5 separate regions of the Homo sapiens genome follow, and regions 2, 3, 4 and 5 are each linked to region 1. Evidence: chromatin contacts called from ENCODE Hi-C or POLR2A ChIA-PET data. All regions are on one chromosome and are shown on one strand. Each heading gives the region's core, a stretch centred on a gene start or an enhancer-like site at or near the end of the contact. The rest is flanking DNA. Distances are from core to core; before and after follow the strand shown.

Evidence for each region. A loop is a pair of places that touch in the nucleus more often than their neighbours do. ChIA-PET counts read pairs that join two places held with the same protein, here RNA polymerase II (POLR2A). Pooled maps may share reads with other maps.
Region 2: a loop to region 1 is called in a map of MCF 10A, with 31 times the contacts of the local background. The contact joins the promoter of ZNF444 here to the promoter of LENG9 in region 1. A Hi-C loop is called at or near these places in 3 of 168 maps with a recorded cell type or tissue (Caco-2, MCF 10A and naive thymus-derived CD4-positive, alpha-beta T cell) and 13 of 50 pooled maps.
Region 3: a loop to region 1 is called in a map of chondrocyte, with 3 times the contacts of the local background. The contact joins the promoter of EPN1 here to the promoter of LENG9 in region 1. A Hi-C loop is called at or near these places in 2 of 168 maps with a recorded cell type or tissue (body of pancreas and chondrocyte) and 10 of 50 pooled maps. POLR2A ChIA-PET finds 5 or more read pairs at or near these places in 2 of 52 experiments (H1 and endothelial cell of umbilical vein).
Region 4: a loop to region 1 is called in a map of ascending aorta, with 10 times the contacts of the local background. The contact joins the promoter of ZNF845 here to the promoter of LENG9 in region 1. A Hi-C loop is called at or near these places in 1 of 168 maps with a recorded cell type or tissue (ascending aorta) and 3 of 50 pooled maps. POLR2A ChIA-PET finds 5 or more read pairs at or near these places in 1 of 52 experiments (GM10248).
Region 5: a map of CD4-positive, alpha-beta T cell shows a loop between it and region 1 (7-fold over the local background). The contact joins the promoter of ZNF628 here to the promoter of LENG9 in region 1. A Hi-C loop is called at or near these places in 6 of 168 maps with a recorded cell type or tissue (CD4-positive, alpha-beta T cell, CD8-positive, alpha-beta T cell, PC-9 and 2 more), 7 of 37 single-sample maps with no recorded cell type and 19 of 50 pooled maps. POLR2A ChIA-PET finds 5 or more read pairs at or near these places in 1 of 52 experiments (H1).

Annotation. Positions count from the first base shown.
Region 1 is chr19:54,462,406-54,465,112 of GRCh38, reverse strand. It overlaps LENG9 (leukocyte receptor cluster member 9), which reads left to right and starts at 1,335. Exons shown (of 1, transcript NM_001301782.2): 1 at 1,335-2,707. The coding sequence starts at 1,587. CDC42EP5 (CDC42 effector protein 5) reads left to right here. Exons shown (of 3, transcript NM_145057.4): 3 at 1-87. The coding sequence ends at 12.
Region 2 is chr19:56,139,979-56,142,685 of GRCh38, reverse strand. ZNF444 (zinc finger protein 444) reads right to left here and starts at 1,399. Exons shown (of 5, transcript NM_018337.4): 1 at 1,329-1,399. RefSeq lists enhancers at 1,437-1,576, 1,607-1,936.
Region 3 is chr19:55,673,911-55,676,617 of GRCh38, reverse strand. It overlaps EPN1 (epsin 1), which reads right to left and starts at 1,392. Exons shown (of 11, transcript NM_001130072.2): 1 at 1,183-1,392. U2AF2 (U2 small nuclear RNA auxiliary factor 2) reads right to left here. Exons shown (of 12, transcript NM_007279.3): 12 at 1,902-2,684. The coding sequence ends at 2,550. RefSeq lists silencers at 1,111-1,440, 1,611-1,830.
Region 4 is chr19:53,332,499-53,335,205 of GRCh38, reverse strand. It overlaps ZNF845 (zinc finger protein 845), which reads right to left and starts at 1,457. Exons shown (of 4, transcript NM_138374.3): 1 at 1,414-1,457. RefSeq lists enhancers at 969-1,058, 1,329-1,378, 1,477-2,341 and a silencer at 1,449-1,668.
Region 5 is chr19:55,475,281-55,477,987 of GRCh38, reverse strand. It overlaps ZNF628 (zinc finger protein 628), which reads right to left and starts at 1,371. Exons shown (of 3, transcript NM_033113.3): 1 at 1,181-1,371. RefSeq lists silencers at 650-973, 1,106-1,305.

The DNA of each region.
Region 1 (2,707 bases), core at 86-2,585:
ATCGGCCTCTAGGTTCCCTCATTCCCCGCGCCCTTCCCGCCCGGCACCCCACTTCTGTATACATAAACGGCCAAGGTGTGTGCCCGGGCTCTGACTTTTCACTTTGCACGTGGAAAGGGATGAATGATAGGGTCCTGGCGCCTCTGAGAGCCGGATGTGTCACCCGGAGGCCTGGTCCGGGTCCGATGATTGCCCTGGGGTGGGGGTGCGGCTCCTTTAAGAGAGCCCGAGGGCGTGGCCAGGCGGTGCCCCTTGCAGAGGCGGCGGCTCCCGCAGTCCCATTCGTCAAATACTGTGCGCCACCGCCGGCCGGACGTGGTCCTGGGGCCGGGCCAGACTCAGCCACCGCGGGGCCAGCCGAGGCGGGGCTGCAGAGTGCTGCAGCCCCAGGAGTCTTTCTGGCCCTGAACGCCTCAGGTGGACTCCGACCCGGCGGAGCCGCCGTTTACTCTGGGAGCGGCTGCAGAGGGAAGTGTCTGAGAACACTTTTAGAGCAGTAGGGGCCTGGTCTCCGTGGGGGAAGGGTCCGCAGGCATCTTGGTTCTTTAAGGCCCCCGAGGGATGGGGCCGAACATGCAAATGATTTGGACTGAGGGGCCAGGTTCTCGTAAGTTTCCCAGAGGGGCGGGGCCGCAAATGTAAATCACTTGGACTGAGGGCGGGTCCAGGTTCTTTAAAGACGTCCCCTCATGGGCGGGGCACACAGGTATCACCGGGAAAGGGGCGGGGCACCACATGTAAATCACCGGGAAAGGGATGGGACACAGGTAAATCACCCGGAAAGGGGCGGGGCACCACATGTAAATCACCTTAAAACGGACAGGGCACACATGTAAATCACTTGGGGAGAGGCACACACGTAAATCACCCGGAAAGAGGCAGCACAAAAGTATCACTGGGAAAGGGCCAGGGCACGCATGTAAATCACCCGGAACGGGGCGGGACACATGTAAATCACTTGAGAAGGGGAGAGGCACTCGTAAATCACCCGGAAAGGGGCGGGGCATTACATGTAAATTACCCTGAAAGGAGCGGGGAACATATGTAAATCACTTGGGAAGGGGAGAGGCACACATAAAAAAAAAAAAAAATCACCTAAAAGGGGTGGGGCACTCGTAAATCACCAGGAAAGGGGCGGGGCACCACATGTAAATCACCGGGAACGGGGCGGGGCACTACATGTAAATCACCTAAAGGTCGAGGCACACGTAATCATCCCGAAAGGGGCGGGGCATTACATGTAAATCACCCAGAAAGAGGCAGCACACATCAATCACCGGGAAAGGGGCGGGGCCAGGCTCCCAAGAGCTCCGGGAGACCGAGACTGCCGCAGCCTTTACGCAGCTTGCTTTCCTGGCGCTGGGGGAGGGCGCAGCCGGGAAGTCCCAGAGCAGCGGTGTCAGGCTCTCCACCAAGGAGGGACTGGGCCAGAGTCCTCGCGAGGGCACGCGGCGTGGTCCCCAGAGCTAGGCCGGAGCGCGGGCCGCTGACGCCACTGTCGGGTGAGGCTCGGTGCATCCAAGGGGAGCCGCCCTCCGTGCGGGGCGACCTCGTCTGCGCGGCGGGCGTGCCAGTTCCCCGCACCCATGGCAGCGGCCAGAGAGCCGGAGTTGCCGCAGGAAGCCCCCGCCACGGAACCCGCGCCCCCGCCGGCCTGCCGCTTCTTCCTGGAAGGCCGCTGCCGCTTCGGCGCCCGCTGCCGCCAGCCCCACCCTGGGGCGCCGGCGCCGCCTGGCCGCGAGGCGCAGCCGGAGGCCGGGGCCAAGAAGCCGCCGCTGCGCACAGCCGCGGACGTCATCCAGCGCATCCGCTGGGACCCGCGCCTCGACCCCGCCGACTTCTCGGTGGGCTACGTCGACCGCTTTCTGGGTGTGCGCGAGGAGCCCTTCAGCGCCTTTTGCTGGGACCAGCCGCTGGCGGCGCTCGGGCCGGGCGTGCTGGCAGTGCCCCAGCACCGCGTGCGCTTCTTCCGCTTCCGTGGCCGCCTTGTGTGGGACCGCGCCTCGCGCACCGACCTCGTCTTTGGCTCTGGCTCGGCGGCGGGACGCGGGCCCACCATCCTGGACGCACCGAACACCGAGGGCGCCCACGGGGCAGAGGGTGCCGAGTGGACACTGGCGGGGACAGGTCAGGAGGCCCAGGCTGCCCCCAAGCGAGGGAGCACAAGGCCGCTCTGCACAGGGCACCAGGAACCAGGCGTGGAGGAACCCGGAGAGCTGGAGGCGGCCCAGGAGAGGGCGCTGGGCACAGCTGCTGATTTGGGAACACTGGCCCCAAGAGGACGCCTCGCCGGAGTGACTGAGGCACTGAAGCCAACAGCAGCCACCAGGACCACATTGCTGGGGGGCAAGGAAGCACAGGCCCTGGGAGTCCCGGGGGGCTCCGCTGAGACGACAGAAGCCGAGTGGGGTCCTGCGGCCTGGCCCGAGGACAAAAGGGCCCGCCTTAGTGTTGCAGCCCCTTGCCAACCGCGCCCCACACATTTTGTGGCCCTCATGGTGACCGAGCCTGGGCTACAAGCAGAAGTGACCAAGGCCCAGGAATACCTGGTCCACGTGGCCCCACACTGCGCCAACTTCCTAGTGCCCTCTCAGAACCTACACCTGACCCTGGCCCTGCTGCGACTGGCAGGCGCTGGGGAGGAGGCCGCTGCCATTGGAGCTCTGAGACGGGCCCTCTTGGCCCCGGGGCTAAATGCACCCCCTCG
Region 2 (2,707 bases), core at 150-2,649, 1.7 Mb before region 1:
CTCTCAAGAGGCTGCTGGGAGCAGGAGTTAGAAGCAGCCTCCAAAGGCTAAGTGCTCGACAAAGACCGGTTTGTCTACTCTAGGTTCCCAACCTCGACATTAATGGCACTTGTGTCGTGGCGGGCTATCCTGTGCAACATACGATGTCTACCAGCATCTCTGCCTCTTTTCATGAGATGCCAGTAGCACTTCCCAAGTTGGAAAAACCAAAAAAAAAGTCTCCAGACATTGCCACATGTCCCCTGGGGGACAAAACCACTCCTGGTTGAGAGCCGCTGGCCCACTGGACAAATATTTACCTACGGCACAAAGGCTCTGGGGCAAATTCCAGCTCTGCCTCCTACCAGCTCTGTGTCCTTGGACGAGGTACAAGGCACCTTTTGTAATACCCTGTATCTCCATTTCGTTGACTGTAAAGTGATAGAAGGAGAACAAAAATGCTGAGAACCACACCTGGCTAGTAAGTGTCCAGTCAGACTTAGGGTTACTTTGTCGAAGTTTCCCTGCGAGGTGCCCAGGGGACACTGCTATGAACACGCACGCAGATTAAAATACTAAGTATACATTGGAATAGGCGTTAAAATCGGATATAGAGGAGGGTGACTCCATCCTGACTGGGGTAGAGGTGGCGGGGGTCAACTTCATTTGACAATAAACAGAGTTTCTAAGCACTTTACACATATTACCGAAGGTAATAATGCCTTGCAACAAGCTAAAAAGGCAGATGCTCCGCACTGAGAAAGCAGCAAAACAGAGCAACGATTCTTATCTTCAGGAATCTCACAACTCTGTAAAAGTTGCACTTGTAGAAGCAGCGCGCAAAACGAGCCACCTGCGCCGTATCTACGTTACAACAATAACCATCGTCCCCGGAAGCCCCTTCCCGCAAACCTTTCCGAAGGGGTCCGGTCCCGGCGCCCCCAGACTCCTTTGTAGGGTCCAGCTTCCCACTCAGCTTTCATCTCACAGCCCACCCTCTGCTAGGGTCCCCTTCCCCTCCCCCACCTGTCCCTCCCCCGTCCCGCCCCTCCCCCTCCCCCAGGCGCCCCTCCCCCGTCCTCTCCCTCAGCATTTCTCTCCCGCGTTCAGGACCTCGAGGATCCACGACCCCCTCCCACTATCCACCCCTCCCCCTCTCCAAGTCCCTCCCCCTCTAGTTCCCTCTCCCAGCCCCTTCCCCATCACTCAGCCCCCTTCTCCTCCCCTCCCCGCAAGTCTCCCATCTTTCCCTCCTGAGGCCCCCGGCGCCCCTCTTCCCATCCAACCTCTGGTCCCTCCCTCGTCCAACCGCCCCCACCCAATCCCTCCCTCCTTCCCCCCTCGCTCACCTCACTCTCTCAGGCGAGGCCCCCCAAGCCCCCTCACCTCCCCGCACATGCGCACAAAGCTCGCCGGGACTCCATGCCCCAGCAGGCTTTGCGCCAAACTCCCCCGTCCCCCTCCCCCAATCCCATACTCCGAGCCGCTCGTTCAGCCCAACAACTCCCCATGAAGCCCCGGCCTCACCCCGAACTACAACTCCCAGGAAGCATCGCGGCAAAGGCGGCTGCCAATTGGCCCTCGCCTGGGGACCGCCTTACTCCTGTTTGTCACCGCGTGGCGTCTTCGCCAACACTGGAACTACATTTCCCAAGATACGCGAAAGCGTCGTCTGCAGCCTATTTGGCCTTGACGGCGCAAATGTCGCGGGCTGTCTGAGCGCGACAGGCTTTGGACTACATTTCCCAGAATGCACGAGGAGGCTTCCCAGTGGTCTGCGCGCGGGCCCTGGACATGCGCAGAAGTGCCGGGAAAAAAAGAGGGAGGAGGAGGAGGAGCCATGGCGGCGTTGTTGTGGAGATCAGGGGAGGCCGGGCACCGCCGGGCATTTGGGAGGTGGGGCCTCCGGAGCTCTAGAAGCTGGCAAGCGAAGAGGAGGAGGAGGAGGAGACCAGGCTAGAGTTCTGCGCCAATCAGGAGTGCAGGCTACGTCTCCTTGACTACGGATCGCATTTTTTTTTGTCCTCCCTCTCCACCCGGGCAGAACTTAAGGGCCGATGTCGGTGCCAGGAATCAGGACGTGAGCAGGCTGCCCTCCTGTTCCGGGGTGGGCAGTGGCTCAGGAGGGGGCCAGCGCGGGGGCCTCGGTTTGGCTCTTCCTGTGTGTGAACCTGGACAGGACACCGCCCTCTCTTTAGCCTCAGTTTCCCCTGGGGTGAATTGGGGGACAGCGCTACCTGCCACGCGTCCTCGCTGTGCCCCTATTGGACAGACTACTGCCCCGTCCTGAGGCCTCAGTTTCTGCATCTCAGAACTGTGAAGAAGCATATTTGGATTTTAGAGCAGACAGACATCCTAAGAGATCAGCTGAAGTTTTTATCTAGACAGTTCCAGACCTGATTATGGCTCATACAAGCCCTACCCCAGCCCGCAGCGTATTTCCTCCTCCGTACAACAAGGATAAGAGAATCCCCCTCCCATCCTCCACCTCCCCGGCTGATCTGAAGACTCCGCGCCATAAAAACGAAGACAGTGGCTTACCCATAACAAGCATTCATTACATGGAAGTTGTTCGTCTTATATTCATAAATGAACAACTTTCCCCAGGTTTCACAAGCGATGAGTGGCTGACTCAGAACTTTGTGACCAGTTTGCCCACGGTGGCCTAATCTGCCCTGGCCCACCTGTCTACCACTGTCTTCTCCTCGTGTTTAATGAGTTCCAGTCA
Region 3 (2,707 bases), core at 143-2,642, 1.2 Mb before region 1:
GGTAGGCCTGTTGATTAAATAAGATGGGTACATGCAGTGCTTGGCTCTGTGCCCCACAGATAGTAGGCGCTCAATAACACTGGCTGCTATTATTATCAGAGAAAAAACAGAGAACATTTCCAAAAGGGTGGCGGCAGAAAAGGCACTATCTTAATACTCTGTACTTATTTGGCGTGCATTAGAAAAAATTACCCAACTAGCACATCAAAGCTGAGATTTCTCAGATACTGCTTAGAATGAGACTGTATTTCAAATTAAATTGATTCAAAGAGAATTCTTACATTAAAAAGAATACAAAGGATATGGCAAAGTTCTCCAAGGAGTACTCCAATAACCGACCGATATCTAACACTTACTGTGTAAAAATCTCTAAGCACTGTAATAATAAAAACCAGAGCTCCCAGTAATTACACACTTGCTATGTGTCAGATACCGTCAGGCACTTTACAAGCATCACCTCAACTTACATGCACAAGGACCCTATGATGTAGGAACTACGAATGCCTACGAACTATGGATTTCCTACGACTAGGAAACTGAGGTTTTGACACAGAGACTATCACCTGGCAATTACACAGCTTAGCAGGCAGCCGGGCTTCTGAATCCAAGGCTGGGGCTCTTCACCATCACACCAGAGACTCAGAAAACTGGGGAAAAGGGGCAGATTCTAGATCAAGTTAACAGACTCCTGGAAAGAAACTTCAGGATTGGAGGTGATAGGTATGGGGGCAAAACTCAGATGCGAAGACGGGGCGGGGGTAAGATTTGCACCATAGGCAGAAAAGCCCGCAGGGAAGGGCTAGAGACACCTAGGGAAAAGAAGACTCGGAAACTCAACGAGACACGAACAAATCCTGACAGACACAGACACGACAGACAGAGGAGAGAGAGACCCGGGACAGACACACAAACACACTCCTATCTCCAAACCCTTTTCTAAGTTCACTGAAACAGGCACAGGCAGAGGCCCACAGGAAACAGACGCTGACAGACACACAGACACGAGAGAGACAGACACAGACAACCGACACGGGGGCAGTCAAGGCCGACACAGGAGCAGAGACACAAAGGCCGCCAGAGACACCCAGAACTGGCCAGACGCGAGCCCGCGCGCGCCGCGGCCCAGGCCCGAACACCCGGAGCAGGCGGGCCAGCGTCCCCCGCGCTCCGCCCCGCGCTCACCTCGGCCCCCTCACGCCGGGCTCTGGGGGGTCATGGCGGTCAGCCCCCTGCCCCGCTCGGCCTCGGTGTCGCGGGACGTGCGCCGGGCCACGGGCGCACGCACGAACGCAAGGAGGGCCGCACGCCGACGGCTCCGCCGCCCCGCCGCCCAGAAGGGGCGCGGAGAGCCGGGCGGGGGAGGGGAGCCGCCGAGGAGACGGGAAGCAACAGAAGGAGGCGACGGACCGGAAGCGGAAATTGCCGCGCTCCCCGCCCTCCCGTGCCGCACCCCGCCCTGGCAGGAGTCGCTTCCGCAGCCAAGCCAACCTGGAAGGCATCACTTCCGGCGCGCTGGGCCCCGTTGCTAGGCGCCTCTACGTCACTTCCGCCCGCTGCAGCGGGGGATCCGCGCGGTGCTCACGGAACGCCGAGAGTCAGCTCCAGCTCGCTTGGCGGCAACCGCGGAGCTCCTGGCACACCCACGCCACGCCCGCCCCGGCCCGCTCGGCCACCATCCCTCCTGTCGGCGGGGTGGGAGAGCACTCGGGAACCTCACGTCCCCCGGGGCTGTGCCTGTGCCGACCCCGAGAAGGGCACCGCGCAAGCAGGGAAGGCCTCGAGGCTGCCGGCGCCGGCAGCAGGGGCGTCCCAGCCAGGGGCCCGCAGTTTGCCAAGGGAACCCCCACCCGAGCCCAGAACCGAGGAAGAGGGTCGGACATACTGGACACACAGCCGCTCCATAAAGTAAAATACAACAAAATGTTTAATGAGCAAATTCGTCTTAGCAAATATGAAACTGCCACAGAGAGTAGGAGAGGGGCAGGGGCCACGGGGCTGGGCGCAGGTCGGGGGAGACTAAAGAGGAAAAATCAACTACGTAAGAAACCCAGGAGGGGACCAGAGAGGACCAGAGGCCGAAGGAACAGAGCTGTGGTCCTGGTAAGGGAGAGGGCAGGGCACTGAGGGCCGGACAACAAAATTCAAAATAGTTTGGCCATAAAATATAAACACGCTATGTTCCTACCGTGGGGAAGGGGAGAAGAAAGGGGTCTATGGGAGAAGGAGAGGCTGTTTTGGGAGGGGCTGGGGTCCTACCCCGCCCTGCTGTGCACCCTGTCCCCATCCCAACCCCTTCCCTCTGTGTCTGTGTGGGTGCGTGTTGTCTGTGTGGGCTGTGTGCGCACTTCCCCAGTCCCCTCCCTGCCCTAACCCCCCAACCCCCCAACCCCCGCCCCCCACCCTTAATTGCTGCCATTCCAGTTGCTGCCGGCTGTCGTGTGTCTGCGGCTGTCACTCCTCTGCCCATCGTCTTCAGAGGGGGATAAGGGGGGGGCGGGAGTGGGGAGAAGCCCCCAGCCAGCCCTGCCCCCACCCTCCCCCAGCCGCCTCTACCAGAAGTCCCGGCGGTGATAAGAGTCGGGGTCACAGTATTTTGTGACAACCACTCTGTTGGCGAACTTGCGGCCCGTCAGGCCCTGCATGGCTTTCTGGCAGTCAAACACAGAGGTGAACTCCACAAAGATCTGTGGGGAAAGGAGAGGCAGGT
Region 4 (2,707 bases), core at 208-2,707, 1.1 Mb after region 1:
GCCCCATTTCCTACCTCACCATGGGAAGAGGGAAGAGAGGCTCTCACAATTGAATTAAGTCACTACCCTCTGGCTGAATAGGGATTCCAAGTGGAAGCTGACCTCTAATGCCAAGATTTACAGAATGTATGTGTCTTATAGATAGGAATTTTAAAATTCTCAATATCATCTGTATAATTTAAACAAGTTCTAAGTTATTAGATTATATAAACAGAAGTCAACATATCACAACTAATCATATCCAATGAACTCACCCACTCATCTGAACCCAAAGTCCCCCACCCCTTTTAATCTTTTGAGACAGGCTCTGCTCTGTTGACCAGGCTGGAGTGCAGTGGCATGATCTCTGCTCACTGCAGCCTGGACCTCCTGGGCTCAAGTGATCCTCCTGCCTCAGCCTCCAGAGCAGCTGGGATTACAGGTGTGCACCATCACGCCCAGTTAAATTTTTTTTTTTTTTGACAGAGATGGGGGGGGGGGTCTCACTATTTTGCCCAGGCCGGTCTTGAACTCCTGGACTCAAGCAATCCCTCTGCCCCAGTCTCCTAAAGTGCTAGGATTACAGGCGTGAGCCACTGCGCCCAGCCCCCCTTTCTTCATTACTGTGCTTCCCTCCCTAATTCTGTACATATCTCTCATTCTCCCCTTCTCTCTCTAGCTCTTGTTTTCTTTTTCCCTGGGATCTGCTCCTCCTGCTGTTTTTTGTTTTGTTTTGTTTTTTTCATTTTTGCTCTCTCTTGGCAAATCCCTCACTCATCCTCTACTTTGCCATCTGTTATGGTCTTTCTCATTCTTCTTTTCTCTGTCTCAGGTTTTCTACTGCTCTCTCTCTCAGTCTCCTGATCCCTTTGGCCAACACAATCACAGGAGGGCTTTGGAGTAAGACGCCTGCATCCCGGAGGAGCGCATTTTCCAGGGGCTGGTGCAGGGCAGGCAAGAACACCCGGTGTCATAGGACAGCCCCGGGCACCTCCCCAACGCGGGCTCAGGGTAAGCGGTGACTGCGGTGGGGAGACCTGGGGAGCATAAGGGCCTGGAACGAGGAGGGAGGTGGGGGGCGACGGCGCCTTAAGACAAGACTGGGAGGCGCCAAGGGCGGGAATCCGCCTCGCGGTAAGGACTTTAAAAAGTGCGGGTCGGGAGGAGTCAGAAAAAGGTTTTGAGCAGGGAAACTACGCGATGGGAAGTGTATACATTGCCCTATAGCAGAAAGATTCGGGAAGGGACCATCCTCAGGGCGACTTTAAACCCAAAAGGAAGCGACCCCTGGACTCTGACGAGGACGTCTAAATTTGCTCTAGGTGAAGGAACACGGGTGAGAATTTCCAGGTCTATGGGGACCCCACGTCCCAGGTACAGAAGCGCCGGGGACTTGGGAAGCGCAGACTTAACACAACACAGAGCAAAACTCACCGCTGCGGTGGGACCATCACTCCATGCGATCCGCTTCCGGGTTTGCGCGAATCTGCGCGCGCAGGACAGAAGCCAGGCCTGGGCGGGACCCGCGGGGAGGTAGGCGGGGCCTGAGCGAGGTAGGGGCGGGGCGCGAAGCGGAGAGACCTTCCCCTTTAGAATTGGCAGAAGGCGGGGCCGGGGTGGGACCCGTGCGTCTCTCAACCTCGCTCCCAGCGCCTCTTGTTTTCGAGCTTTGGAGGCGAGACCGGACAGGAAGGCTGAGGCATGATTCAAAAGCCCTGGAATTGTCTGAAACGGGGATGCAAACTAGAATGTGAAATGCAAAGCCCTGCCTGGGTGGAACATACGATTTCATGCTGACGGCCCACAGAACAGAATAGAAATCCTCTCCCTTTCTATTCTCCATTCACTGGGAAAGGAGAGTCCACCCTGTCCTCAGCTTCAGAGATTTCCCTAGGGCCTCCCCCTGGGATGCGGGACGGAGTGCTCAGGCCAGGGAGGAGTGAGGTCACCACCTACTGCTTAAACACAGCAGAGATGCGGGCGCGGGGCGAAAGCCTGAGGTCCCAGCTACTCAGGAAGCAGTGGCAGGAGGATCGCTGAGCCGGGGGGGGGGTCCAAGTTAGCCTGGGCGACAAAGTAACACCTCCTCCGGCAGCGCTCCCTTCCTCGTCTCTCTCTCTCTCCTTTTTTAAAATTTCTTTAAATAAAATTTTTGATTTTGTGAGTTAGGGATCCAACATTATTCATTTTCACGTGGATATCCAGTTAGTTGTCCCAGCACATTTGTGGAAGAGATCTATTACTTTCATTTTTATATTTAGATTTTTCTTTTCTTTTCTTTTCTTTTTTGAGACAGAGTATTTCTCTGTCACCCAGGCTGGAGTGCAGTGGCGAGATCTCGGCTCACTGCAACCTTCACCTCCCGGGTTAAAGTAGTTCTCTTGCCTCAGCCTGCCAACTAGCTGGGATTACAGACGCGCGCCACCAAGCCTGGCTAATAGTTTTGTATTTTTAGTAGAGACTGGGTTTCACAACGTTGGCCAGGCTGGATTCGAACTCCTGACGTCAAGTGATCCACCTGCTTCGGACTCCCAAAGTGTTGGGATTACAGGCGTTAGCCACCGCGTCTGGCCAGGAAAACTCTTAGAAGTTGCGCCTGCATACCACTGGACTCAGCTTGCATGACCACATTCCTTTCAAGGCTCAGAATTATTTAAAGATCCATACATTTACATTGGAATTATTTGATGTTTGAAATATTTAATTTCCTACCGAGATACGGGTACTG
Region 5 (2,707 bases), core at 122-2,621, 1.0 Mb before region 1:
TACTATATAACCAGTGTGCTTTCTGTTTTATTCTGCCTCCCCATGCTAGAATGTCAACGCCGGGAAAATAGGGGCTTCTGTCTGGTTCACTGTTGTATGCCATCCCAGTGCCTACAATAATGTCTGGCAGAGTGTGTGCGCAGTAAACAAATTTTAAATGAATGAAGGCTAGGCATCCCCGTCGGACAAGCTACAAGAACTTGTGTGTTTTTTTTGTTTTTTTTTGGAGACAGGGTCTCACTCTGTCACCGAGGCTGGAGTGCAGTGGCGCGATCTCGGCTCACTGCAACCTTCGCCTCCCGGCTTCAAGCGATTCTCCTGCCTCAGCCTCCCGAGTAGCTGGGATTACAGGTGCACGCCACCGCGCCCGGCTAATTTTTGTATTTTTAGTAGAGACGGGGTTTCACCATATTGCCTGGGCTGGTCTTGAACTCCTGGCCTCAAGTGATCCGCCCGCCTCGGCCTCCCAAAGTGCTGGGATTACAGGCGTGAGCCACCGCGCCTAGCCAAGAACTTCCTTTTTAAAAGATAAGTGTACCCTTTAATATGTAAGCAGGTTAGATCGCGCCACTGCACTCCAGCCTGGGCAACGGAGCAAGACTCCGTCTCCAGAAAAAAAAAAAAAAAAAAAAAACAAACCTACTGATGCTAAGAAGCTGCACGTGCCTTTGAGAAGCCCCAGCATCTCCTTAAAAGAGATATCCGTGCCCTGAAAGAGCGGGGTCCCATTTAACAAGAAGACATCCCCTTTAAAAGGCCGCGCCACACCCGTTCAGCAGGCTGGACCTCCCCTTTAAGGGGATGCTGCCACTGGAGCCCCATCTCCACTTTTGTTGAGCTAAACCAGGGATCGCTTTGAAGCAACCAGGACTCAGGAGTTTTTGCTTCAATGTCTGGGAAACGGTCACTGGCCTTTAATGAGATAACCGCCTTTTAGGGGAAAAACATTGTTTTAAGTCAGAAAGCTTCTGTAAAAATGCAAAGCCTGACCCGCCCTCTCAATGTGGCCCCTTGCCCTTTAAGAGGGCGGACCCGGCCTAGCTGGCAAATGTCGGAGGTGAAATAGTGACTCCCCTTTAAGGTACCCCTTCCGGTTTCACGCCCCCCCCCCCGCCCCACCCCCTGCAACTTCTCCGCCCTCCGGTCCCTCCCCCCACCCCCACCCCCTCCGGTCTCTCACCTGCGGCCCCAATCGGGGGAACGAGGGTGGCAGCCCCAGGACCTTCCCGCGGGGGTCGACGGGAAGGTGGGGCCCCGGCAGCGGCGGTGCAGCTGTGGGGACCGGGGAGGGGGGGCAGGGGCGCACTCCCTCCCAACGGCCCCCGGCGCGAGGCACCCAACCTTTATCGGCGGCCTCTCGCGCACACAAACCCCGACGTCGCCGTCGGTGCGTCACAACGCACGTACTCCGAGTTCCCGCCCCCGGACCCTCCCATTGGCTGTGCGAGGCCTCGTCGAGCTCGGGCGCAGGCGGTGCGCGGCATCCTGGGAGTTGTAGTTCTCCCAGTTGTGGTCGCGGACTCCAGTTGTCAGGTCTTGGGGGCCGAGGCCCCGGTGAGCCCAAGGCCAGGGACGGCCAGCTCGAGACGCGGGGTCGCAAGTTCCCCTTATTAATCCCGATTCCCTCTCATCTGCAAAAAAATCCTTCCATGCACCACGGTTGTACAAAAATCCCTCCCGTGAAGCGGGCCCCGCCCCCAGGGTGTAATCGCTCCAGCGGGAAAACGAGGCCTGGAGCGCTTCCAGTCCCTCGGTAGAGCCACGTGCTCAGGATTTTCGGGCGTGTGCTTCGTGCACGCTCATCCAGACGCTGCAGAAACCTGGTTCCTGCTGGGCAAAGGTCTGTTCTGGGAGGCTGGAATCCACAGACTCCTTGTGGGGCCTAGGGTTTTAGTGGGAGACCGAGCTGCTCCAAAGCCCCTCTCCACGCTCAACCCCCGCCCAACCCAGCGTTCCAGCCACACTGGCTTTTCTGAGGGTCATTAAACGCAGTTTCTCAACCAGAGCACTAGTGCCATTTGGGATGGATTCATTGCAGCGGGGACTGTCCTACACACTCTAGGGCCCCCACTCACTAGATGCAGGTAGCATCCCCAGCCCCGCTCCACACACCCCGTAGGAGAGCTCAGAATATCTCCAGATAGAGATTTTCGCGGTGGCTCACACCTGTAATCCCAGCACTTTGGGAGGCTGAGGCAGGCAGATCACTTGAGGTCAAGAGTTCAAGACCAGCCTGGCCAACATGGTGAAACCCCGTCTCTACTAAAAATACAAAAATTAGCCGGGCATGGTGGCAGGCACCTGTAACCCCAGCTACTCAGGAGGCTGAGGCAAGAGGATCGCTTGAGCCCAGGAGTCGGAGGTTGCAGTGAGCCAAGATCGTGCCACTGCACTCCAGCCAGGGTGACAGAGTGAGACTCTGTGTTAAAAAAAAAAAACAACAACAACAAAAAGAATATCTCCAGACATTGCCACATGTTCACTAGTTGAGAGCCACTGCTCAAAGGCAGTACCCTCAGCTTGAAGACCATTCTGCATGCTGTTTCTCAGGCCAGAAGGCCCTTCTACCCTTAACCCATCCCTGCCCAGCAAGATCCCACTGGAAAGCCTCCTGTGCTAGGTGGTGTCCCTCTTACATGCTCAGCGACATTTATCTATGTCCCATGACAGCGAGGACCTTTCGTGTCTTTGCTGCCCAGGTATTCCA